3 separate regions of the Mus musculus genome follow, and regions 1 and 2 are each linked to region 3. Evidence: chromatin loops called from intact Hi-C (ENCODE). Cell type or tissue: left cerebral cortex. All regions are shown on one strand.

Region 1 (8,000 bases), 560 kb before region 3:
ACAAGACAAAAATGATTGAGGGTGTCCATCAAGCCGGTTCACATACAGCCCCCCCCTCGCCCCCATTTCCTAGACTCCCACCGTCACCCACACACCCACAGCCAACCCATCAGCTCATCCCTTACCTGAGCCTGCTTTTTCTTCTTCAGGGCTCTGAGGTTTCACCGGGCCATCTCTGGGCCCAGTGTTTCCTCCTCTCCTTTTCCGCAACCCGCCCACTTCCTTCTCTTCCTCTGTGCTGGGCTTTTCCTTTGAAGAACACTCTGAGGGAGAACAGGAGTTGATCAGAGTGGGGAACAGAGCTTTCGCATGTGTCCTGCTCCACAGGGTGACCCTGAGTGTGTTACAGAGCAGGCAACGCGGGCTCACCATGTCTATCTCCATGGGTGTGACTGTCTCCATGCGCATGCCTGTCTCCGTGTCCGTGACTGTGTCCATGTCCTCCTTTCACGTGTCTCACAAATTTCTCCACCACGAGGAAGGCGACAATCCCACTGAGAACCCACAGCCCCACAGAGAGAATGGGGCCCTGGCCTGGAACGGAGGCAGTAAAGCATGAAGGGAGACGCAGACTCAAGTGTAAGAGGCGAAGCATGGGAATGGAGAGGTTGCCCTTTCCCAGCACACCAGTCCCTGGTTTTTCTCACCACTGTGGGAGTGTCCATGTCCAGGCTGCTCTGGAGCGTGGTGAGAATGAGGTTCTGCGGGAAGTGGGAGAAAAGGCTTGATGAGGGAATGCCTGGCTCAGGGGATGTGTGTTTGAAGACAACCGGAAAATCTGGGATCATTAAAGAGAAAGAACAAAACCGCTTAAGCCTTTGAGGCGGAGCCCACAAGTTACTTACCCAAGGCATGCGGGATGAGGTGGAGGAACGCATCACCCAGGAGCCCCCCGGAAGCAAAACTGAGCAGGATCTGGAGCAGAGAGCGGTGCCTGGGAGAGTTAGATTCTACTGGGATGAGGAACAGCACGAAGAACGGAGCTGCGGAGATCAGCACTGTGGCCCCCAGTGCCTGGTGGAGAAGCACAATCAGAAGGCAAAGATGGAGCTTCCCACCGATTAAGAACCAGTCCCTCTTCCCCACATCCCCTGGCGACTCACGTAGGCCCAGAGGGTGACAGTGTCCAGGTGGTGTTTGATGCCTGGAGCCCCAGCCTCCCTAGAAGTCCCATGGCTATGTTCACGATGGGCATGTCCATGTCCTCCGTGGTGGAGGCTATCGTGGGAGTGGCCATGGCTATGGCCATGGTGTAATTCCTCACGTGAGTGTCCATGGTCGTGGCTGTGGGCATGCCCATGCCAGATGCTTTCATGAGTGTGGCCGTGGCCATGGTGGAAATCTTCATGCGAGTGCCCGTGGCTGTGGCCATGGTGGAAATCTTCATGTGAGTGCCCGTGACTGTGGCCATGGAAGTCCTCTTCCACATCTTTGTGCAGGTCACCATGACCCTCGTGTCCGGCCACCAGCAGCCCCAAAGCCGCCCAGGTCAGCAGTCCCACAGCCACCCAGTGGGGGGCCCGCAGGCCCATGGTCATCACGCTGACCGGAGGAACAAGAGACGACTCGACTTGACTCTCAATCTACCTATTCGGGATCCGCGTCCCTTGAAGCCCTTCCTCTATACTACTTGCTCCGCTCTTACATTGTCCCCAAGGCCGGTCCACCTCATCCCCAACACCCTTCCTGGATGCAGCCCCCCACCCCCGACACCGCTCTAGCCTTTGATCAGCAACTTTACGGTCTCTCTGGGCCCGCGTCTCTATGGCCCACTGGTTGGGGTAAAGGCCTGGAAAGCGCCGTAAGGGAGCAGCAGGGACCTCTCACCGGCTCCGGGATCCTCTCGGTTCTCGGTTTGCTGGGACGTGGCACTCACGCCTCGAGCTCCCGCGAGATCCGGAAGCTCCCTTTCTTGCCTGCGCCCCGATACCTTTACCAACATGGCGGCGCCCCGAGGGCGGCGCGGCCACGGCGTCAGGACGCATGCGCAGAGCTGGGGGGTTATCCGAGGGGACGGCGGGCTGGCGGGCACCGCCTCCTCCGTTTCCACCTCGGCGAAGGGGCGGGAGCTCAAGGCGAGACTTCCCGTCTGTACAAAGATGGCGGCCGCGCCGGTGCTGTCATCTCAGTGCCGAGCCGAGCGCGGCTCTTGAGTCGCGCTGCCACAGGCCGCGGCCTGCTCGCCTCCGCGGCTTCGTCGCGGCCCCCGAGTCCCCCGCTGTCCCCCCTGCGCGTCCCTGGCGCCTCTCCGGCTTCCCCGCCCTCGGCCCGGGCGTCATGTCTTGGGCCACTCGTCCGCCCTTCCTCCCGCCGCGGCATGCCGCGGGGCAGTGTGGGCCGGTGGGGGTGAGAAAAGAGATGCATTGTGGGGTCGCGTCCCGGTGGCGGCGGCGGCGGCCCTGGCTGGATCCCGCGGCGGCGGCGGCGGCGGCCGGAGAGCAGCAAGCCCTGGAGCCGGAGCCGGGGGAGGCTGGCCGGGACGGGATGGGCGACAGCGGGCGGGGTGAGTGTCCCGTGGGCCCGGGCCGGCGCCCCTCGCGCCCCCTCCCCGCGCTCCCGCCCCCTTGTTTGTAAACACGCGCCCTCGACGTCCCGAGGCCCAGCGCCCTCCCCCGGGGCGGGGCGCGGCGGGGGAGCTTCCGCCCTTCAGGTTCGGGCCCGCGGCGGGGCCTGCGTGCGCGGTCTCGGGCGTGGGAAGGACACCGTTCCCCGTGGGCTGGAGGACTCTGGGCATTCGAAGGCTGAGCTTACGCTCTGGGACCGGGTATTTCTGCCATACTCTTTGCCCCGAATGTTCTAAGTTGGGGTTGGACGAGGGGTTCGCTGCTACACCTCCACGTGCTGCTTCACAGCCCCCCCTCCCGAGGTCAGCTTGGGATGACCCAGTAGCCCCGCCTGACCTGCCTCCCTTTTTGTCAACCGCCTCCTCTCACGACTATTAGAAGTGAAATTGTTGTTTGGCCACTTGGTATTTCTGAACTCCAGGGTTGCGGGCTGTGGTGGGTCAGGGAGAATTAAAGTGTCCATTTGGATGATCAAAAGGCTCACTTTCTCTTCTTGTCTCTCCTGTCCGTGTGTGTCTGCCTTGTACGTACCCACTTCTCAGATTCCCGAAGCCCAGACAGCTCCTCCCCAAATCCCCTTTCTCAGGGGATCCGTCCGTCTTCTCCTCCTGGCCCACCTCTTACCCCTTCAGCACCTCCACCTCCAATGCCACCCCCGCCACTGGGCTCCCCCTTCCCAGTCATCAGTTCTTCCATGGGGTCCCCTGGTCTGCCCCCTCCGGCTCCCCCAGGATTCTCCGGGCCTGTCAGCAGCCCTCAGGTGAGAGAGAGGTTGTGGCCTGCTTATTGCCACTGTGCCTTCAGTTCCTTGTTCTCAACTTCTCACCCCCACTCCCCATCTTTGGGTGAACTTCCCCAAAACCCGTTGATCTTTCTAGTTCTCTAATCATAGCAAGCCTGTGGTCTCGGACCCCTTGCTCTTCCTGAAGGGGGTGGTCTGTGGGGGTGCATGCTTCATCAGCTCTGTTTTGAAAACAAACCCTAAGCCTGCAGGGAATATTTTTGATGTCCTGTTCAGCTCACGGTGGCTTTGCTGCCCTTTTCGCTTCAATATGCCTGCCCTTCTAAGACCTGTGCCCTTCAGGGCCACTGTAGCACAATTACAGAAGGGTGGACATCACTCTTGGTGTCACGTGCAAGGAAGGCCCTTTACGTTAGACAGTAGTGTCCCCAGTACCTTCTGGAATAGTACAGGGCTTGCTCACAAGCAGGAAGTGGTTTGCCTGACATATGAGAGTCTCCTGTGACTTCCCTGTCTCCCCCATCCCAGATCAACTCCACAGTGTCGCTCCCTGGGGGTGGGTCTGGCCCCCCTGAAGATGTGAAGCCACCGGTCTTAGGGGTCCGGGGCCTGCACTGTCCACCCCCTCCAGGTGGTCCTGGGGCTGGCAAACGGCTCTGTGCAATCTGCGGGGACCGAAGCTCAGGTATGGGGCTCAGCACAGCCGTAGAAGAAAAAAGCACGTCGGGGCTGTTTACCACTGCCTATGGGGCTCCCAAGGGTTCTTGAGGCTGGTCAGAGCAAGGAGGCCTATGGGACCTTTAGATTCATATCAGATGTGGAGAGGGGTAGGAGTGGGGGTGCTACATGGTTTCTGGTCACCGAAGACTGAGTCACCTTTTTGGATGAAACACAGGAAGGATTTAGACTATGTTCCCTCTCTGGGCAGATTGGTAAGAGACTCCCTAAGAAGGAGGTCTCCACAAAACTGTCTTAACTGCCAACCTTTCTCGTAGGCAAGCACTATGGGGTTTACAGCTGCGAGGGCTGCAAGGGTTTCTTCAAGCGCACCATTCGGAAGGACCTGACCTACTCGTGTCGTGATAACAAAGACTGTACAGTGGACAAGCGCCAGCGGAATCGCTGTCAGTACTGTCGCTATCAGAAGTGCCTGGCCACTGGCATGAAAAGGGAGGGTAAGGGCCTGCCCCGGCCAGGCCTCAGTCACAGGCCCTTCTCCAACCCTGTGGGAGAGCCCTGAGGAGGAACAGGGGAGACTGCTGAGGGCCCCATGGCCTCCATATCTTGGGACTTTGCTCACTTTCTCCTCCAGGGGGCGCAGTTGGGTTTCTCTTTCCTGTCCTCCACAGCTTGGTACCTCTCAGTGTCTCTGTCTCTGTCTCTGTCTTCATGGTTGCATCTCAGGGTTCATCCACCTCCCAGCAGAGTTTGGCCCTAGGGCGAGGTGACCTCTTTCCTCATGGGTCTTTGTTTCCTCTCCTCCACTGCACACAGCCCTTCCCTCTTTTGATGCCATGTTCTTTCCCTAGTCTCCCAGTCTTTCCTTGGACCTGGTTAAACTACAGAATCACTGAAGAGGTCGGGACTTGGTGTCTCTCCTTCTGTCTCTAAGCAAAGCTGACTCCTGGAATTCTAAGAGATATTTTAGAGCTCATTTTGGTCCAATTCCTGCTTTAAAAAAGATGAAAGTCAGCCCTCCCGGGGTTACCCCAGCAGAGTGATAGGACCAGCATCAGAACACACACCGTCCAGACCAGACCAGGCTCTTTCTGCTGCTGCTCTTTAGTTAGCAGAGCTTAGAGTTTGCCATCAGGAGTGTCTGCAGTCAATGTATAGCCCTGGCTATCCTGGAACTCACTCTGTAGACCAGGCTGGCCTCGAACTCAGAAATCCGCCTGCCTCTGCCTCCCAAGTGCTGGGATTAAAGGCGTGCGCCACCACCACCCGGCTCATCGTTTTTTGTTTTTTGGTTTTTTTTAAAGGTTTATTTATTATATATGAGTACACCTTAGCTGTTTTTAGACACACCAGAAGAGGGCATCAGATCCCATTACAGATGGTTGTGAACCACCATGTGGTTGCTGGGATTTGAACTCCAGACCTCAGAAAGAGCAGTCAGTGCTAGAGCTTTATTATAGAAAGGCAGGGGGGAAGAGAGAAGGTAAAAGAGAGGCCGGCCATAGCCAAGAGGAGACAAAGGGGGAAAGGAGAGAGAGAGAGAGAGAGAGAGAGAGAGAGAGAGAGAGAGAGGAAAGGCTAGAGAGAATAAGAGGGGGAGAGTGAGAGGAGAGGAGAGTAAGAGCAAGAGAACAAAGGAGTGAGAGCAGTCAGTGCTCTTAACCACTGAGCATCTCTCCAGCCCTCATCCTTGATTCTTGTACCCTTCTCTTTTTATCTGCCTATTCGTTTACTTTTTGTGTGTTTATAATTTGTGGCGGTGGGGCCAGAGCTCAGGGTCTGGTGTGTGCTGGACAGATTTGCTTTTGGACTCTTCTACCCTTCTGATCCTAATTACCTCCCTGGTCGCTTTATCTCAAGGGACATTGGCCCTGAGAAGGCCCCAAATGAGTTTCAGACAACCCCATAGTTGGCTTCTAATTTTGCACTTCTCTTTCCCCACCCCACAGCGGTTCAGGAGGAGCGTCAACGGGGGAAGGACAAAGACGGGGATGGAGATGGGGCTGGGGGAGCCCCTGAGGAGATGCCTGTGGACAGGATCCTGGAGGCAGAGCTTGCTGTGGAGCAGAAGAGTGACCAAGGCGTTGAGGGTCCTGGGGCCACCGGGGGTGGTGGCAGCAGCGTGAGTGATGGGATTGATTCTTTCTCTCCTGGGGTGGGGGTTGGGAGAAGGAGTCGGGTATGTTCCATCTCCCCTCTTCCCTTCTTTCAGTCCCTCCTTACCTTGCACTGAACTAAAAGGCCTTTCAATAATCTGAGGTGAGCCAGGTGTAGCGATCCATGCCTATAATGTCAGCACTTGGGAAGGGAGAGACAAGTGGATCTCCATGAGTTCAAGGCCAGCCTGGTATACATAGCAGGTTTCAGGCCAGTCGTGACTACATAGTGAGACTCTCTCTTAGAAAGTCTCGTCTCTGACACGGGGTGAAAGCTCCCTCTTCTCTGCTCCCATTGGACAGTCCCAGACTGGTAGTGGTTTCTATGACTGCCCTGAGAGGAGCCTGGACCGCAGAGGTGGATTGGATCCCGACAGGGAATGAGGGTGTAGAAAGGAGTATAAAACACCTCTCACAAGGAAGGTGTCCCCCCCTTCCCATGCATCTCCCCCCTGTCTCTGCAGCCAAATGACCCAGTGACTAACATCTGCCAGGCAGCTGACAAACAGCTGTTCACACTCGTTGAGTGGGCAAAGAGGATCCCGCACTTCTCCTCCCTACCTCTGGACGATCAGGTCATACTGCTGCGGGCAGGTTAGTGATCTCTTTGAACCCTCTCTAGTCTCTTGACCTTCACTGACCCCAGCAGCGTTCTCGTGCATATTCAGGGAGCCCAGCTGGCTACCTTGCCTCTGTTTTCTTTGTACTTGGGTTCCCGTGGCCTGGTGTCCGGCTGCTGACCCTCGGTGCCTTCTGGCCCCCAGGCTGGAACGAGCTCCTCATTGCGTCCTTCTCCCATCGGTCCATTGATGTCCGAGATGGCATCCTCCTGGCCACGGGTCTTCATGTGCACAGAAACTCAGCCCATTCCGCAGGCGTGGGAGCCATCTTTGATCGGTCAGTGGCCCTTGGCCAGGCTGGCCTGTGGCTAGAAGGGGTGGAGCTATAGGCTGGTCCGTGTCCAAGGCTGGCTGAGCTGTGACCTTTGAGTGACCTGCAGGTCCCTCTCCAGGGTGCTGACAGAGCTAGTGTCCAAAATGCGTGACATGAGGATGGACAAGACAGAGCTTGGCTGCCTGCGGGCAATCATACTGTTTAATCCAGGTGAGAGGAGGCCACCCCGCCTCAGCCCAGAAATCTCAGCTGACCCTGAAAAGGCCACTGCACTAGTGCCTTCCCTTTTCACCCCACCCCACAAACCCAGCGGGCCTCATTTCCCTCACCCTGAGGGCCACACTGCATGTCTGTGTGTCCTGACTTGATTCACCTGCCGTCTTCCCTTGTTCTACCTCCTTCACCATCTCAGACGCCAAGGGCCTCTCCAACCCTGGAGAGGTGGAGATCCTTCGGGAGAAGGTGTACGCCTCACTGGAGACCTATTGCAAGCAGAAGTACCCTGAGCAGCAGGGCCGGTGAGGGCCTCGGGGCTGTGGACACCTCAAGGGGGAGGTGGGGGTTGTGAAGCTGGGGTATGTCCAGGGCCTGGGTGGTGCTGGCTCTCACTCCCTTCCTCCCCACCTCAGGTTTGCCAAGCTGCTGTTACGTCTTCCTGCCCTCCGCTCCATCGGCCTCAAGTGTCTGGAGCACCTGTTCTTCTTCAAGCTCATTGGCGACACCCCCATTGACACCTTCCTCATGGAGATGCTTGAGGCTCCCCACCAGCTAGCCTGAGCCCAGATGCACACCGAGTGTCACTGAGGAGGACTTGAGCCTGGGCAGGGGGCAGAGCCATGGGACAGGTGCAGAGCAGGAGGGGACTTGCCCAGCCTGCCAGGGATCTGGCAACACTTAGCAGGGTTCGTTTGGTCTCCAAGTCAGAGGGGACCCCAGATCCCTGTGAGGACTATATGTCTACCTTCA
Region 2 (8,000 bases), 640 kb after region 3:
TCCCTCCCCCCAAAAACGGAGAGAACTATATTGCCTGCCAGTGTCCACTCATGCTTGCTCTTTGCAGAGTGGCCACTGTTTGACGCATGCTTTACTGATGGGTCCCTCTGACAGCTGAAACTGATCTTCCATGACATTCACACACACACACACACACACACACACACACACACACAAAGCCTAAAATGTGAGCCTCTTCTGGCCCCCTACTGTGTGTGGTACCCCCCGCTCCCCAGTCATTTCAGTGTCCTAGGGCAGCCCTCTGACCTAACAGGAGAGTGGAGGGGAGACTCCTGCAGGTTCAATCGCTCAATCTGCTCAATGGATCAATCTCATTCAACTATCTTCAAAGCAGCGGGCAGCCGCTGAATGAGATGAAGTTGGGATTAGAGCGCCACCTCGTGGCAGAACTGGCAGGTGCCGGGAAAACGGTCTGAAAGACCAGGGGTTGGGAGAAGTGTGGAGGGATGGTTTCCTCTTTGGACCATTGCAACCTCTCAACTGTGACATGCAGACAAGTTCCCGAAACTCCCCAGGGAGGCCTCACTTTCGCCACGGTGTGTTAAATGTTTCACATGTTTCTCAGAATTCTATACGACAGTGGCGGTGCCTATTCCACCATTAGGAGATCCTCAGCCAAGTTAACTGAACCGCGGAACTTATCATTACGTAGCAAAGCTGCAGCCAGTCCGTGGCTCATGTGTTATTACAACCTCCGTTTCGGAGGCGAACAAGCTCCCGAGGTAAGGGTGCAGGCCTCAGGATCCGTAAGCGGCAACCCTAGGCACCACACTGCTACCACCCAGGAGCTGCCTCTTAAACTGTAGCCGGCTGCTGAACTCTATCTAGGTACACATCTCCTGAAAGCATACCTAAGAATACTTTAAGTGCTATAACAACCTTGGGTGAACTGAACGGCTATAAGCTCTTAGAGTAAACTGGTCTCTGGTCCAGCCATAAATTCCTGTACAGTGTGACTCTGAGCTGAAGGTTAACTGCCTGACCATCTAACCGCTACCTCTCTGCTTCTGTAAGCAAAGCTTGCTTGCTGCAGCTGTCCAGAGCTGCCTTTCTGTATACGCCACAATTGCATTTTTTTTGCTCTTAAAACCTCAAACTGGAAGTGAGGCTGCTTCCGGCTTGCTACTCTGCTTGGAACAGCCCTACTGGTGGTATATAAAGATTCCACAGGACGTATTCAGGAGTCTGGGGACTTCTTCTCTTCAGGTATCCCATAATAAACTCAGCCAGGCAGCTGCAGCCTTCCTCTCTTTAAGCTTAAAGAAAATCAACTACGCAGGCCCATCTTATTTGTGTTAGAGGATTTTGGGTTTGGTTTTGGTTTTGATCAAGGAGAGGCCAAGCTGGAGATGAGTGAGTGAGCAGGGTTGTTGATCTGTGGGCAGAAGGCCGTCCGTCTCTTAACAGACGGGCCTCTCCTCCAGTTCTAGTCTGGAAGCTGCTCTCCAGGGAATTGCTTCTGCTGTCACTGCAAAGGCAACACCTACGCTGTTTCCAGAACTGTGGGATTTGGCAAAACTGATCTAGAAGTATGCCATCTGGGGCTAGGTCAAGAGGCTGGGGGAGCAGGGGCAGGAGAGTGCAGGGTTCTGGTAGGAAACCCCTGAGTGTTAACCTCAGCGGGATAAAACTAGTCACACCATAGCCGCCATGTAGGTTAGGTGAGATCTGCTTGATGGCTTTTTTTTCCTTCACTTTTTGAGACTCTTAGGCCCTGCCCAGACTGGCCTTGAGGTGTTCCCGAGGGCTGGGATTACAGGAGTGTGTTGTGAACTTCCTGTCTTTCTAGGCGGGGAGGCTGTTTCTGGGCTGGCTATCTGCCAGTAAGTAACACAAATGAACTAGAAAGAGGCTGTCTGCACTGTGGAGCCACTACCGATGCTGACTGGAGATGTTTTGTTGACGTCTCTCTACCGTGGCTCCGGCTAGCTTGGATGTAGAGCAGACTGGCCTTGAGTTTGCAGAGCCCGGACTGCCTCCGCCTCCAGACCGCACCACCAGCTTAAGTAGGATTTTTGTTACAGAATTTTGGTGAGAATGAAGAAAACTGGTCTGGCGCCTGGTATGTGTCAAGGGACATGAGTCCATCCCTAACACACAGCAGCAGATCTCCGGCATAACACCAAGTAAAAGTTTCAAGTCCTCTGGCCGGCCCAGCTGATCATGTGACAAAGCATGGATACTTTGTAAGGTGTTTGTGGCATTATTACAAGGTTGCCATTGTTTTGATTATGCAAGGAGAGAAGCAAAATTAAGGGGGTGGGGGTGGGGTGAGTGGAGCTGGGATCTGACCTGAGCAGTCAACTGCAAGGTAAAAAACCATCAAAGAAACAAAGTAGTCACTGAGCTGAAAGCTAGGAAATGTAAAGAAAGAGTTGCGAGCTATGCGGCTGGGTGTGGGAGACACATGCCTACAACCTCAGCACTTGGGATGCAGAGGCCAGCCTGAGAGACTCGGTAAGACCCTGACTCAAAAACAAAAACAATCGGGCTGGTGAGATGGCTCAGTGGGTAAGAGCACTGACTGCCCTTCTGAAGGTCCTGAGTTCAAATCCCAGCAACCACATGGTGGCTCACAACCATCTGTCGTGAGATCTGACGCCCACTTCTGGCACGTCTGAAGTCAGCTACAGTGTACTTATTTATAATAATAAATATGGGCAGGAGAGAGTGCGGTTGCCCTAAAATTCAATTCCGAACAACCAGATGAAGACTCACAACTATCCGTACTGCTACAGTGTGTACTCATATACATAAAATAAATAAATCTTCAAACAAACAAACAATCACACCATGCTAGCACACACCCCTTAGTTGATTGGGCGATGTTAGGATAAGCTTTTCTGTTACTAGAGAGATATGGCCACATCCCAACCAGGGATCTTCAACAGTTCCCAAGGACCAAAGAACTAACTTATTTCCCAACTATTTTGTTGTATGATACAGGGTCTCTCTGTAGTCTTGGAGCTCACTGTGTAGGCTACATACTTAGAGAGATTCTCCTGCCTCTGCTTGCCCAGAGTCAAAAGACCTGCGCCACCACACCAGGCCTTTATTTCCCACGCATTCTTTCAGTTCAGATCTGGCCAGCTTCTCAAGACCAGTTCCCACGGACCCACTCACCATCAGGGCCCTGGCGGGCAGCAGCGTGCAGCGCCGTGTCGCCATGGCGGTCCTGGTGGGCAGGGTCAGCGCCGAGACGCAGCAGCAGGCACAGGGCAGGGGCATCGTGGCGGGCGCAGGCCCTGTGGAGAGGCGGGGGCTGCCCAGCGTCCACATCAAGCCCGGGATGTCGCTGGAGGAGAGCCTGGGCTCGCACCAGCCGTCCTGCAGACAAGTACCGCCGGAAGCGTCGCTCTCGGCGGTGCCGGCGGGAAGCGGAGGCCATGGAACAACTCTGGGGCTGAGGAAGAAGTGGGAAATGGCAGCGGTGAGGTCCCAGCTCCGCTCTTCCCCGTTTCTCCCTTTACCTCCTATTTCCTCCCCCTTGCATCTCCAGCAAGAGATAAGGCCTATTCTAAACTCTCATCCCTTAGCAGATGGCAAGTTTGGGGCGGAGGGTGGGGATGGGGTTGGAGTTGGGGGCTGGTGGGGAGGGGGGAATCACAGAGTTAATTTTTGATGTAATTTTTGAGAAAATGATACATAGTTGTTTTAAGGTTCCAGAGCCCAAGAAAAAAGTTAATTCTGAACTTTGGAGGGAAACAACAACAACAACAACAAAAATCAAGTAAGGCCAGATGGGGGCAATTTTCATTAGCCACAAATCTGGAGAAAAGTCACAAATTCAAAGAGCGATCTAGAAATGGAATATAATGTACCCGACAGACAGACGTAGAGGCTTCTTCCTCTGGGGCCTGGGGGGAGGGGTTACTCATCAGACCTGCTCCCCGCCCCCCCAAGGACCCTCAGAGACGGAGGCCGGAGGCCTGGGCTTAAGACGCTCGGAGAAGGGAGGTGGGGAGGGAGGAGGCGCGCCAGGATGCAGGAAATGGCGCAAGCACACGCGCAAGTTTCGGGCGGAAATGAACTGTGTGTTCCATCCCGGAAATCGTACCGAACGCTCGGACTGGGTGACTTGTGATTAGGTCTCCGGAGGGGAAATAAGACAATTTGCGACATAGGGTCCTCCTGCAAGCGGAAGATGAGAGGCGAGCTTTCGAAGGGAGGCAGAGGCAGAGGCAGGCCTGGTCTATAGGGCGAGCTGCAGCGACAGCCAGGACTACAGAGAGAATCCCTGTCTCGAAACACACACACACAATCTCACACACACACACATAATCACACACACACCACACAACCACAATGAGGCCAAGTATATGGGTAGATCAAAAAAGAAAAACACATGGTTAGACACTAACAAGGCAAACGTAGGACAGAGCAGGGAGATGTGTGCAGACGTTCAGATTTGGGGGGAAAGTCTGAAGAGAAGATGGAGGCTGAAAAGAGGGGGTAAGGGCGGAGGGAGGCGTGGAGACACAGTTGGGAGTGTAAGTGAAACCCAGCGTACTGTGTCCAAGCGCATCCTTACCTTCCCACACCATTCTCATCGCCTTTGTGTCTCCTTCGAGACCACCAACCAAGATCTCCTCACACCCAAACACTCTGCCCTCCGCTTCCCCCAGACCCATCTCTGTGGACCCTGGTGACACGGAGAGGCCCTGCACCTGCTGCAGTAGTCAGCACAGGGCTGGTCTCTGCTGCCCTCGGGCGGCCGTTTCGGGTACTACCTCAGTGAGGTTCGAGAGGAGGACCAGTCATCAGTGTGAGGATGACAGACACCCACCCGGTGCAGGAGACTGAGTGAAAACGGGAGCGCTAAGACCCAGTGGGAGTGGAGGACCGCATCAAGGGCCCGGAGGAGTAGGCGCTGGAGGGTGGGAGCCGTCTGGTACCTCGGTCGCCTTCGGAACAGCATCCTCTCTAGTGATAAAAATGGCCAGTCAGACCCAGGGTATCCAGCAGCTCCTCCAGGCTGAGAAGCGGGCAGCGGAGAAGGTGGCCGATGCCAGGAAGAGTGAGCCCCCCTTTCCTCTCTTAGGAATATGGAAGGAGAATTTAGGAATAGGGGATAGCGGGCATTTGAGTCCTTAGGAAAAAAAAGCCCAAGGACAATGAGGACAGATGGGGGACTGAGGCTATTAGGGTAGAAGAAACGGGTGGGTTTTACAGTCTAGCATTTGGTTGGTTGACAGGAAACTGGATAACTTTCTAGAGGGCACTGATCCCACTAACGCACCTGGTTGTGTGTGTGTGTGTGTGTACACTCACTGTCCTTCTGCCTCTAGGGAAGGCCCGGCGACTGAAGCAGGCGAAGGAGGAGGCTCAAATGGAGGTGGAGCAATACCGCAGGGAGCGGGAACAGGAGTTTCAGAGCAAGCAGCAGGCGGTGAGTTGAGGGGGACAGGGATGGCCCCACCCAGGTGCAAATCGGTGGGTGCCTCTTGCCAGGTGTATACAGGTGACTAAGAAATTAGGGTGTCTGAGAGCTGAAGAGGCCCTGACAAGGACCACACATTGGTAAAGCTTTGACGGGATCTGTAAGGTCTGAGGGTTTTAAAGGGTACATGAGACTTGTGGGGCAGCCTTCACAGTCTGTATGGTGGGGACAGTTTTATGGTCAGTCTCAGAAGTAAGGATTGTGCCCACCTGCTTGGTATCTACATGTTTTTGTGGGGTGGGAATAGTTTCGAAAAGGCTTCCCAGGCCTTCCTCTGAACCTTTCCTCCTACATGCTGGGACCCTCCTTTCTCTGTGTCTGCTTTTTTCTTTCTCTCCTCCGCCCCCATCCCCCAGGCCATGGGCTCTCAGGGGAACCTGTCTGCTGAAGTGGAGCAGGCCACAAGACGGCAGGTTCAGGGCATGCAGAGTTCCCAGCAGAGGAATCGGGAGCGCGTCCTGGCTCAGCTTCTCGGCATGGTCTGTGAAGTCAGGCCCCAGGTCCACCCCAACTATCGGGTTACTGTCTAGAACCATCGCTCAGGGACACATCCCTAGAGTGACTCCTTCTGTCAGCTCCGTCCACAGAGAAATATCCCAACTCAAAACCACTTGTGTCGCATGCGCAGAGCCTTGGGTTCAATCCATAATATCATCCCCCCCACCCACCAAATCGCTTCACATAATAACCTGTTGCTGGAGGGGAGGCTTCTATGTGACAGGATCCAATATTCCCCCCTGAGACTTACAAGTAGCCTGTTCAAACCCGACAAACCCGAATCTCTCTGTTCCATGACACCCACTGGAAGTTTACTAATGAATGCCCACGTCATCCCCACCGGACCCCTCTGTGAAATATATGTCCTGGTGACAGTTATGAAAGCACCCTGACTTCAGAGCAGGGGAACCTCTGTTCCTCTCCCACCCCTGGTCCTTGCTGGTTACACAACTGGGACAACTATTTAACCTGGAAGCCTCAGTGTCCTCATCTTTGTGACTGGAATGACAGCAACAACGCTCACTTTGTAAGGTGGCTGCTGTGAATTATCTGTGAGAATTCAGCATAGTTCCAGATGACGGAGTGCCTGTATCATGACCGCACTCTGCGTGCCTGCCAGAATTCTAACCCCCTCTCCTGACTTTTTTATTCCTTGTGTTCCAGCTTTGTTCAGCCACTGTGACACTAGTAACCCTCTAAAGAATTTGTTTCTCTGGCTCTCCCTTGGCACATCATGCCCCCGAACAGTTAAATGATAATGTTATTTAGCCCCTCTGTCCGAGTCCCAAATATATATCAAATCTCTTAGCACCTCTCTGTTTCTCCTGAGCTGGTCTTTCTCATGGTTGGCCCCCCTCTTTCTCTGTTTTCCCAAATCTTGCTGCTTCCGGGAGCTGAAGATATCTATGACATTCACATGCATGCATTCCTTTGTGTGCCCTCAGCACCTTGCCTCCTTGTGTAACAGCGGAGTGTCAATAAAATACTGGTGGATGAGTCAATTGTTGGTGAAAGCAGCCTCCTTTTTGCCTTGCCGTTGCTCACTTTGGTTCGCTGTCCTCAGAGTTATGCATTTATATAGTTTCCAAAACACTGCAAAGGGCTGTCCTGGAAGCTTTATGGAGAAACAAAAGGACACAGTACTGTGTCCCCTCTTGAACAGAGAGTTGCATAGATAGTTGTAAGGGAAATGTTGGCAGAGCAGCACTCTGTCTCTTTCCTGGTTTTACACTGCTCATCAGCACCAGAGACAGAGACAGACAGACAGGCAGGCAGGCAGACAGACAGACAGACAGACAGACAGACACACACACACACACACACACACACACACACACACACACGAGAGAGAGAGAGAGAGAGAGAGAGAGAGAGAGAGACAGAGAGACAGAGACTTACTATCTTACTAAGTATCTCTGACTACCCTGGAATTTGCTAGGCCAGGCTAGCTTTGAACTCACAAGAGATCCACATGCCTCTGCCTCTTGAGTACTGGAATTAAAGACGTGCACCACCACGCCTGGCTTGACATTATGTTTGGGTATTGGCTCTCATTATGTATCTGATGATAAAGGTCGTTGTATCCCCAGAGCCTAGATAGCACTTGGCACACACTTGGCAGTTGAGGAATACTTTGGAATAAAAAGATGCTGGGGTGGGGAAGGAGGAAGTTGGGGTGGTGGTGGTAGGGGGTGAGGGGGTGGGACACTGCTGGTCTCTGACCCCCATTCCTTTATCAGTTCTCTTCACTGCTCATTTCACCCTGAACTTGAATCAATGAGGTAATTCATAGTCTTATATGACTTTTCTGTAGAGAGACATTAAAAAAAAAACTATAAGCCAGGTGTGGTGGCGCATGCCTTTAATCCCAGCACTTGGGAGGCAGAGGCAGGTGGATTTCTGAGTTCAAGGCCAGCCTGGTCTACAGAGTGAATTCCAGGACAGCCAGGGCTACACAGAGAAGCCCTGTCTCAGGAAAAAAAAAAAAAAATCTATGCCAAATAAGGCAGTCATGAAACACCAAAGATATCTCACCACCCAA
Region 3 (8,000 bases):
TCCTCCCCTGGGGCAAGAGAGGTCAAACAAGCTGTTTGGGTGGGAAAAAGAGGATGGAGGAAGTTGACAGAGTTGGGCGGGGCCCATGGGGGGGCTGACCAGGAACCCGGCTTCCTGCTCAGTACCCTGGCATCCAGCCCCCAGCTCACCCCCACCCCGTCCAGCCCCCATTCCCCTCAGGAACCCAAGGTTCCGGGTCCTCCTCCCAAATTCCAGCTACTCTTCCCCATCAGTGTCTCTCCCCAAGTCCAGGGATGGAGGCTGAAAGACCCCAGGAAGAAGATGGTGAACAGGTGAGCTGCTGGGGTGCCGGGTTGGGGAACCAACCCAGGGAGAAGGGACATGTGGGACCTAGTGACGGGTGGACACAGGAGACTTGGGAAAGCTTGGGCACACCAAGACAGGAACAAAAACACAGGGGAAATGGGTCACTGGCCTAGCCCTCCACCCACACACACCTCTGACTGGAATGAACAACATGTCTTGGTATCAGAGTCTCCCGCAGGATGATCAGGGATGGCCCCCTGTGAATGCCACCGCTCGGCCTTGGAGATCTGCTCCTCCCTCCCCTCCTCCTCCTGGAACCCGACACACAGGTACCCCACCAACCCTGGAAGATCTTGACCCTATCACCCAGGCTACCCCAGTGTAGGTCCACTAACCATCACACCTGTTGGTCCCTAGCTCGTCCACCAGCTCACCTGTCCCCACCGCTTGCTACTCCCATTCTGCCATAGCCTCTGGGTCTGAATCCTCCTCCTTCCTCTCCCATAGCCCTAGGGCCCCGTTCTGGCTCCCTGCTCTCCCTGCAGACTGAGCTCCTTCTGGACCTAGTGGCCGAAGCCCAGTCCCGCCGCCTAGAGGAACAGAGGGCCACCTTCCACACCCCCGAGGCCCCACCAAACCTAGCCCCAGCCCCACCCCGGCTTCTTGAAGACAAAGAACAGCTCTACAGCACCATCCTTAGTCACCAGGTAAGGCACATCCCACCCCACATGCATCCATGGAGACAAGACCCAGGTCTCCTAGCTGGCCTTCTGCCTGAGCCCTAACTTCTTTGTCCCTAAGCATATGTCCTTTGGTAAGCCTCTAGTCTCCCCATCCCCATCACAGATTTCCTATCTGCCCCACACCAACCCTGGCCTCTCTTACCCAAAACCATTATGGGCTACCAATGCCCTTTTCTCCCTCCACGTTTCTAGTGCCAGCGGATTGAAGCCCAACGGTCTGACCCGCCCCTTCCCCCCGGGGGGCAGGAGCTTCTGGAGTTGCTGCTGAGAGTTCAGGGTGGAGGTCGAATGGAGGAGCAGAGATCCCGGCCTCCTACACACACCTGCTGAGACCGGAGCTCCTCACCAGTCCCTTCTCTCTGGGACTCAAAGCTGGGACACTCCCCGAAGGTCTTCAACCCTGTTTGGCAGGGGTAACCAGAGATGGAAGACCCGGCTAAAATTGCTGTATTTACCACCCACTTTCCCTGGGGACTGGACTTGGGACAAGTACTCTAACCATGAAGATAAGCAAGGTAGGGTGGACACAACTCCCGAGGACAGTTAAAGAGTCTCTATCCTGAGCTGTCAAGCTACTAAACAGGGTGTGAGGGCTGCGGCCTGCCCCTGCCTAGTGAGAAAAAAAGGGAAGAGTAAGACAATTGTCCAGCACTAGCAGTCTCAGGCCCCAAGGCAGAGGGGCCCAGAGGCGGTGAAGCGACTCTTACCCCGCCCCCACCCTGCTGCTGAGTCTGTCTGATGTTTTGGTTGTATGAATAAACATAATTCCCCTCTGGACTGAAGACTGGTATCTGGGGGTGTGTGTGGGGGGGTGCAAGGTGGGTAGGTGAGGCCTGGGGCAGCCGCTCTCAGCGATCTGGCCAGAGGCCAGCTCCCCTCCCTGGCTGGTTAATTACTGGCTCATTAAGCAGCGGCTGGAGACCTCCCTAATCATCTCCCCCAGCCCCCAGTCTCCCGGTTTTAATTAAGTCGAACAAGGAGGGGAGTCATTAGAACAAGAAATATGAACCGAGCTGTCGGAGAACATTCCAGAGGCCGGAGTCCGCACCACCCGACCATGGCCTCGGAACCCAGGTGGCCGAGACACCCACCCCAGCGCCCTTTCGGCCAGCGCCGAGGCCAACCCAGTCTCTCCCCGGCCGCCCGGCCGCTCCCCGCCTCCACCCGCCGCCGCCGCCGCCGCCTGGCCTGCGTCTCCCCGCCCCCGGCTCCTCCCCGTTCCTCCTCTCCTCCCCTCCTCTTCCTCCCGCTCCCCTCCCCCAGCCGCCTCCCTCGTTCCCCCTTCTCCCTCCTCCCTCCTCTCGCACACACACCCCCGCTTGGGCCTCCTCTCTCTCTCTCTCTCTCTCCGGCTCCATTTTCTCCGCCGCCGGGGGCCGGGGTCTCCTGTGGGGGTGCCCAGGCGGCACCCCGGGTCTCCCCTTCAGTGCCGGGGTGAACCCCCGAGGGGAGCCGGGAGGCGGGTTGCCGGGCGGGGTTGGGGCGGAGGGAGCAGCGGCCCCAGCGAGTTTGGGGGGGAAGTCACCCGGCGGGGGGAGGGGCGAGCAGGGAGGGGGCCTCAGGCCCCCCCCCAGCTATGGACGAGCGGCTGCTGGGGCCGCCTCCTCCGGGCGGGGGCCGTGGGGGTCTGGGGCTGGTAGGTGCGGAGCCCGGGGGCCCTGGCGAGCCTCCCGGTGGCGGAGACCCCGGTGGGGGAAGTGGGGGGGTCCCGGGAGGCCGAGGGAAGCAAGACATCGGGGACATTCTGCAACAGATAATGACCATCACGGACCAGAGCCTGGACGAGGCCCAGGCCAAGTGAGTGCCCCCACCCCGGGACCCCGCTCACAGCTCTGAGTCCTCTGCAAGCCCCCCTCCCCCAGGGCCCTCTCTGGATCTTGCAACTCTTTTCTTTCCTTAGTTCTAGTGTTCTCTCAAAGCTTGCTTTGCCCCTAGGCCCTAAAGCCTCCTCCACAGAGCGAACCCCAGGTGGTCTCACTCCCTCCTAACCTTTTGCTGACCCCTACAGTCAACTCTGGCCCATCTCTTGGCTCCCAGACTTAGAAACTGTTCTCAGCCAAAGCTGTCTTCCCTAACTATCCGGCTAGCCCACCCCATTCTCCGCGTACGGATCCAGGATCTCCACACATTCCCTTCCACGGAGGTCGGGGCCTCCAAGAGTCCTCAACAGCCTTCCCCCTGCTCAGCCCACACATTCTGTACTGAACTCCCAGGTAGCAGGGCACCCCCCCCCCCACCTTTCTCAGGCCCCCTACCGCCTCACACTGACAGCCTCCGGTTCTCTACTCCACAACCTACCTAGTCACCTTTATTTCTTCAGTCATCTCTAGATCCTTGCTCCATCTTTTTGCTTGAACCATCCCTCTTAGCCTCAGCCCGCCCATAGTGACTTTAGCCCCACTGCCTGCATCTTCTGCTTCCTGTGACCCTGCCGCTTCCCGAAGCTATGGCAGCTGATCTCAACTATCCCTCGGACTCCACTCTACCCCGATTCCCACTTAACCCCCTCGCAGATTATGCCCCCACCTTGCACCCTGGCACCCCTCTCGTCTTTCTCCTGCCTGAACCCTTTCTCTCCTCCCGTTCCTCCTAAGGAAACATGCCCTAAACTGTCACCGAATGAAACCTGCCCTGTTTAGTGTCCTGTGTGAAATCAAGGAGAAAACTGGTACGTAGGTGCCCCTCTGATGCTCACTTCTGGGAGCAAGACTCTGCCTTAGGGCTTAGAGTTTGACAACTTGAAGCCTTGAGGAAATTGAGAGCCACGGAGGTTGCATGAAAGGAAGTGGGGAAGGGAAGCCCTGGAGCCCTGGGACCGAGGATGGAGCTTTGACCGGGGATGGGGGTGGGGGGTGAGGGGTTCCTTAAGTCTGTTTGCCTGCCTGCTAGGCCTTAGCATTCGGAGCTCCCAAGAGGAGGAGCCCGTGGACCCACAGCTGATGCGCCTGGACAACATGCTTCTGGCAGAAGGTGTGGCTGGACCCGAGAAAGGGGGCGGCTCCGCAGCAGCTGCTGCAGCTGCCGCAGCCTCCGGTGGTGGCGTATCCCCGGACAACTCCATCGAACACTCAGACTATCGCAGCAAGCTTGCCCAGATCCGCCACATCTACCACTCAGAGCTGGAGAAGTATGAGCAGGTGAGGAGAGGCAAGCGAGCCGGTGAGGTGGACCAGAGAGTAAAAAGGACCCCCCCCCCCCGACCTCTGACTCTAGAAGCCCCAAGCCACAGGGCCTCCTCAACGGCCTCCTTGCTCCCATAGGCATGCAATGAGTTCACAACTCACGTCATGAACCTGCTGAGGGAGCAGAGCCGCACTCGCCCGGTCGCCCCCAAGGAGATGGAGCGCATGGTTAGCATCATCCATCGAAAGTTCAGCGCCATTCAGATGCAGCTGAAGCAAAGCACCTGTGAGGCCGTCATGATCCTGCGTTCTCGCTTCCTGGATGCCAGGTCGGGCTCAGGAACCCTGTCCCGTCCCGTTCCCCCTCCCCCCCCCCCCCCCCGGAACCACTCCAAGACCCCTGGGCTGCCCCATTATCCAGAAGGGTGCTATGATGATATGATGATGCTGGAGTTTCTGACATGCTCGGTGCTTCTCTGCAGACGGAAACGCCGGAACTTCAGCAAACAGGCCACTGAGGTCCTGAATGAGTATTTCTACTCCCACCTGAGCAACCCTTACCCTAGTGAGGAGGCCAAAGAGGAGCTTGCCAAGAAGTGTGGCATCACCGTCTCTCAGGTACTCCGGGGGTTCTCAGATGTTACTAAGAGAGGGGTCCCCAAGACAAGGTTCCACTTGACCCTCTCTGCCCGACACTGCAGGTTTCCAACTGGTTCGGTAACAAGCGAATTCGCTACAAGAAGAATATTGGGAAGTTCCAAGAGGAGGCGAACATCTATGCTGTGAAGACAGCCGTGTCAGTTGCCCAGGGGGGCCACAGCCGCACCAGCTCTCCAACGCCCCCTTCCTCTGCAGGTGGAGCCCACCGCCACGCTGGCTGGCTGACTTGAGTGTTTCTTGCCTTTGCTTCCACTTGTGTCTGTGCAGGATGATAGCAAGGAGGACTTTGGGGTGGGGTGGGGGAAGACCAGGCTAAGATGGGGTGGCAATGTCAAGGGGTAGCCTGTTGTGAGGGAGGGCCTGCTGTTCTGTGGATAATCTTCATATACTCCGAGTCTAGTCCCAGAGAGTGAGCTTTCTGGAAGCTCAGGGTTGGGTTTCCCTCCTGTCCCCCATCAGAGGGCCCTGTGCTTTTTCTGATTCTCTCTCTCTCTGCCCTCGAAAGGCTCTGGCGGCTCTTTCAATCTCTCAGGATCCGGAGACATGTTTCTGGGGATGCCCGGGCTCAATGGCGATTCCTACCCTGCTTCCCAGGTCAGAAGGCCCAGCTCCTCTCTTCTCTTTCATTGCTGCGTGCATGATGGGGAGGGCGGGCGGGTATATGTGCGACTGCACACGTCAGCGTCACAGGGCAGCTCTGCGGTAGTTCTCCCATCTTTAGGTGGGTTCTGGGGATCGAGCTCAGATCAGGAGGCGTTACCTGACAGACTCCTTTCTCTGCTGAGCTGTGCGTGCCCTGCCCCACCCCCAAACACACAAGAACCCTCTGAGGCATCCCGTGTGTCATGCCTTTCTTTGTAACCTGCAGGTGGAATCACTCCGACACTCGATGGGGCCGGGGAGCTACGGGGATAACATTGGGGGAGGTCAGATATACAGTCCTCGAGAAATTCGGGTGAGTGGGTCAAAGGGCCTTGCTGCCTCCAGCTTTGGGTTCTCACCGGGGTGGGAGTGTGACCCCCACACTGGGATTTCCCATTCTGACTCTCATTCTCTTTTACCAGGCCAATGGTGGCTGGCAGGAGGCTGTGACCCCGTCCTCGGTGACATCCCCGACAGAGGGACCAGGAAGTGTTCACTCTGACACCTCCAACTGACCTTGCCCCTCAAGGTCGCGGGGCTAGGGGCTTCCACCAGGCAACTCTTAAGGACTCTGGGCATCTAGAGGACAAACCCCACAGAAGCACAAAACAGAGGGCGATTGGGGTTGTGCCCTCCCCGACCAGACGCTTGGTGCTGGGGTGCTGACAACATGGCAGGGAGAGTGGGGTGTCCCCATTTCTTCTTTCTTTTTTTCGTCTCACCTCTCACCAAAACCAGATACCTATTTCTCAGATGTCTCTCTTAAATCTACAACCTAACACCAGTTGTGTTTGTCTTGGACTCCTCCTACTTCTGTTCCCCACCCCACTTATATACTCTGGAATCTGGAGATGTCAGCCCTGCCCGACCCAGAGATGCCAAAAATGGGGACTCTTGGACAGAGGCCCTGGGCCAACACCCCCTCCCCCATGCACCCCCACCTCCTGCCCCTCCAGACGGCTTTATTACCTCATACGCAGCTCATCTTAAACCAATAGAACCGCTCGGTGGACAAGAGTGTCTGACTCGGATATCTACCTCGGAGGGAGTTTCTGCTACTTTAGAAAACTGTTGACTAGGCTTTGGAGTTGGACTTTTTGTTTTGTTTGTTTGTTTTTTAAGAAAAGAAACCCTGAATCTGTATTTCTTTTTAATTGTTTCTGTTGGTAGTGGTGATCCTTAAGTTTTAATATAGTTTGAAGAAGTAGGGTTTTGGGTGTGTGTGGGGTGTGTGTGTGTGTCTTAAATAAACATGCTGATTTATTTTTGTTTACCCACTTGAGAAGTAAGAGCCAAAGGGGCCTAGTAAGAGACAAGACAGATCTGGTGGTGGCTACTTGACCCAGCCCCCCAGTGGGGAATCGGATTTTGTAGGACACCAGGTCCTCAGCCTGGACACGTGGGTTTCTTAGCCTGCGCAGGCAGATCTCTGCTGTATTTCCTATGGAGCATGAAGCCCTGTAGCCTCCTGCCTCCCCCACCTCCCCAGTAACCTTTGGGCAAGACTAGACTGAACTCAGTGATTTTGAAAAAGTCAAAAGGCTTTTGTTTTGTTTTTTAAACTATTTGCAGAGTGGAAAAGATTGATCGGGGAGGGGAGTTCTTGCCAAATACGCTAAATATGGGCTGGGTGCTTCTATATGTGTCTCCCCCAGTTTCCCAGAAGTACATGTTTCTGTTCAGTTCTTAATCTCATGCCAAAATCAAGGGGGTGGGGAGAAGAGGGCGGTCACAGAAAGCCAGGTATGAGGGAAGGCTAAAAAAGTCTCAGCCCTGAACCCTTCTATCTGACCCCCTCAGACATCCTCAGGATCTTCAAGACTGTCACCATGGGGAACCCCTCCCATCAAAGGCCCAGGCTGGACTGAGGGAGTGAAGAGGGTGGTGGGAGGCAGGGGCCAGGGGCAGTTTCTCTCCTCACTTGTAAACATAGATTCACAGAAAAAAAAAAAAAAGAAAGAAGTGGCAGTTTTAAATAAAGATATTTCTTTTTCCCCTGGGTTTAGTTGAGATTTTTTTTTTTCAAAAGAAAAGAAAACAAAAAAACCAAAAAAAAAAAAAAAAACCAACCAAAACTCCCCTAAAAGAATTAATTCTTACAAAGCTCCAACAGGTTTGGGGCCAGCCCTCAGTACAAAGATGTACCCAGAGTGACAACAGAGCAGACTGAACCATGTTGCCTAACAACTTGCCCACTAGCAAACCCCTGGCACTCATGATGGAACTCGGTGGGTTGAAGGAAGTGAGGCCTTTATTGGTGTAGAGCCCTACCCCAGGGAGAGGTAGTGCCCAGAGGCTGCCAGTGTCCTCAGGTCGGGTGAGATTGCTTCTAGTACCTGAAGGACTCTTGTCCCAGAAGCACAGATTCCTGGCATTCTCTGACAGAACGAGATGGGAGATGGGGGCAGGGTAGAGGGTGCAAGCCCCACCTAGGGCAGTGGCCACAGCGGGAAGAGGGGCAGACAGAACCTGGAGCCTGGGAAGGAAGCACCATGCCAGCGGGGACAGCAGCTAGAGCCTGGGTGCTGGTTCTTGCTCTATGGGGTGAGACACTCCCAGCCCCAAC

Evidence for each region. Hi-C counts contacts between places; a loop is a spot of excess contacts. Peaks named below come from ENCODE experiments on the same cell type or tissue, not always from the same donor. Only the 100,000 strongest peaks of a DNase experiment are listed, where the experiment ranks them.
Region 1: it touches region 3 in a loop (4-fold over the local background); 6 of 42 quality-filtered maps call a loop at or near these places.
Region 2: a loop joins it to region 3, with 6 times the contacts of the local background. A loop is called at or near these places in 4 of 42 quality-filtered maps.

What each region holds. Positions count from the first base shown.
Region 1 is chr17:34,029,721-34,037,720 of GRCm38, forward strand. Slc39a7 (solute carrier family 39 (zinc transporter), member 7) reads right to left here and starts at 1,970. Exons shown (of 7, transcript NM_008202.2): 1 at 1,104-1,970; 2 at 846-1,014; 3 at 648-701; 4 at 370-534; 5 at 126-263. The coding sequence starts at 1,538. Rxrb (retinoid X receptor beta) reads left to right here and starts at 2,092. Exons shown (of 10, transcript NM_011306.4): 1 at 2,092-2,503; 2 at 3,107-3,324; 3 at 3,835-3,991; 4 at 4,302-4,481; 5 at 5,934-6,106; 6 at 6,605-6,734; 7 at 6,905-7,037; 8 at 7,153-7,244; 9 at 7,447-7,552; 10 at 7,664-8,000. The coding sequence starts at 2,278. The coding sequence ends at 7,811. In left cerebral cortex, CTCF peaks have their summits at 1,524, 1,758 and 4,611 (motif pointing right); DNase peaks (open chromatin) are centred at 1,364, 2,002, 2,292, 2,623 and 3 more places; H3K4me3 peaks cover 2,881 bases; H3K27ac peaks cover 2,467 bases.
Region 2 is chr17:35,231,808-35,239,807 of GRCm38, forward strand. Nfkbil1 (nuclear factor of kappa light polypeptide gene enhancer in B cells inhibitor like 1) reads right to left here and starts at 3,979. Exons shown (of 4, transcript NM_010909.5): 1 at 3,843-3,979; 2 at 3,145-3,424. The coding sequence starts at 3,899. Atp6v1g2 (ATPase, H+ transporting, lysosomal V1 subunit G2) reads left to right here and starts at 4,789. Exons shown (of 3, transcript NM_023179.3): 1 at 4,789-5,038; 2 at 5,310-5,410; 3 at 5,818-6,960. The coding sequence starts at 4,957. The coding sequence ends at 5,991. In left cerebral cortex, CTCF peaks have their summits at 418 (motif pointing left), 3,144 and 4,737 (motif pointing left); DNase peaks (open chromatin) are centred at 398, 1,499, 3,268, 4,071 and 2 more places; H3K4me3 peaks cover 3,206 bases; H3K27ac peaks cover 4,518 bases.
Region 3 is chr17:34,589,968-34,597,967 of GRCm38, forward strand. Gpsm3 (G-protein signalling modulator 3 (AGS3-like, C. elegans)) reads left to right here. Exons shown (of 4, transcript NM_134116.5): 1 at 1-293; 2 at 494-596; 3 at 775-974; 4 at 1,203-1,787. The coding sequence starts at 255. The coding sequence ends at 1,340. It overlaps Pbx2 (pre B cell leukemia homeobox 2), which reads left to right and starts at 2,292. Exons shown (of 9, transcript NM_017463.3): 1 at 2,292-2,807; 2 at 3,605-3,678; 3 at 3,900-4,147; 4 at 4,271-4,461; 5 at 4,615-4,750; 6 at 4,834-4,987; 7 at 5,298-5,386; 8 at 5,661-5,747; 9 at 5,857-7,433. The coding sequence starts at 2,587. The coding sequence ends at 5,949. Ager (advanced glycosylation end product-specific receptor) reads left to right here and starts at 7,883. Exons shown (of 11, transcript NM_007425.3): 1 at 7,883-7,978. The coding sequence starts at 7,927. In left cerebral cortex, a CTCF peak has its summit at 4,027; DNase peaks (open chromatin) are centred at 1,480, 2,214, 2,901, 3,122 and 2 more places; H3K4me3 peaks cover 3,332 bases; H3K27ac peaks cover 3,183 bases.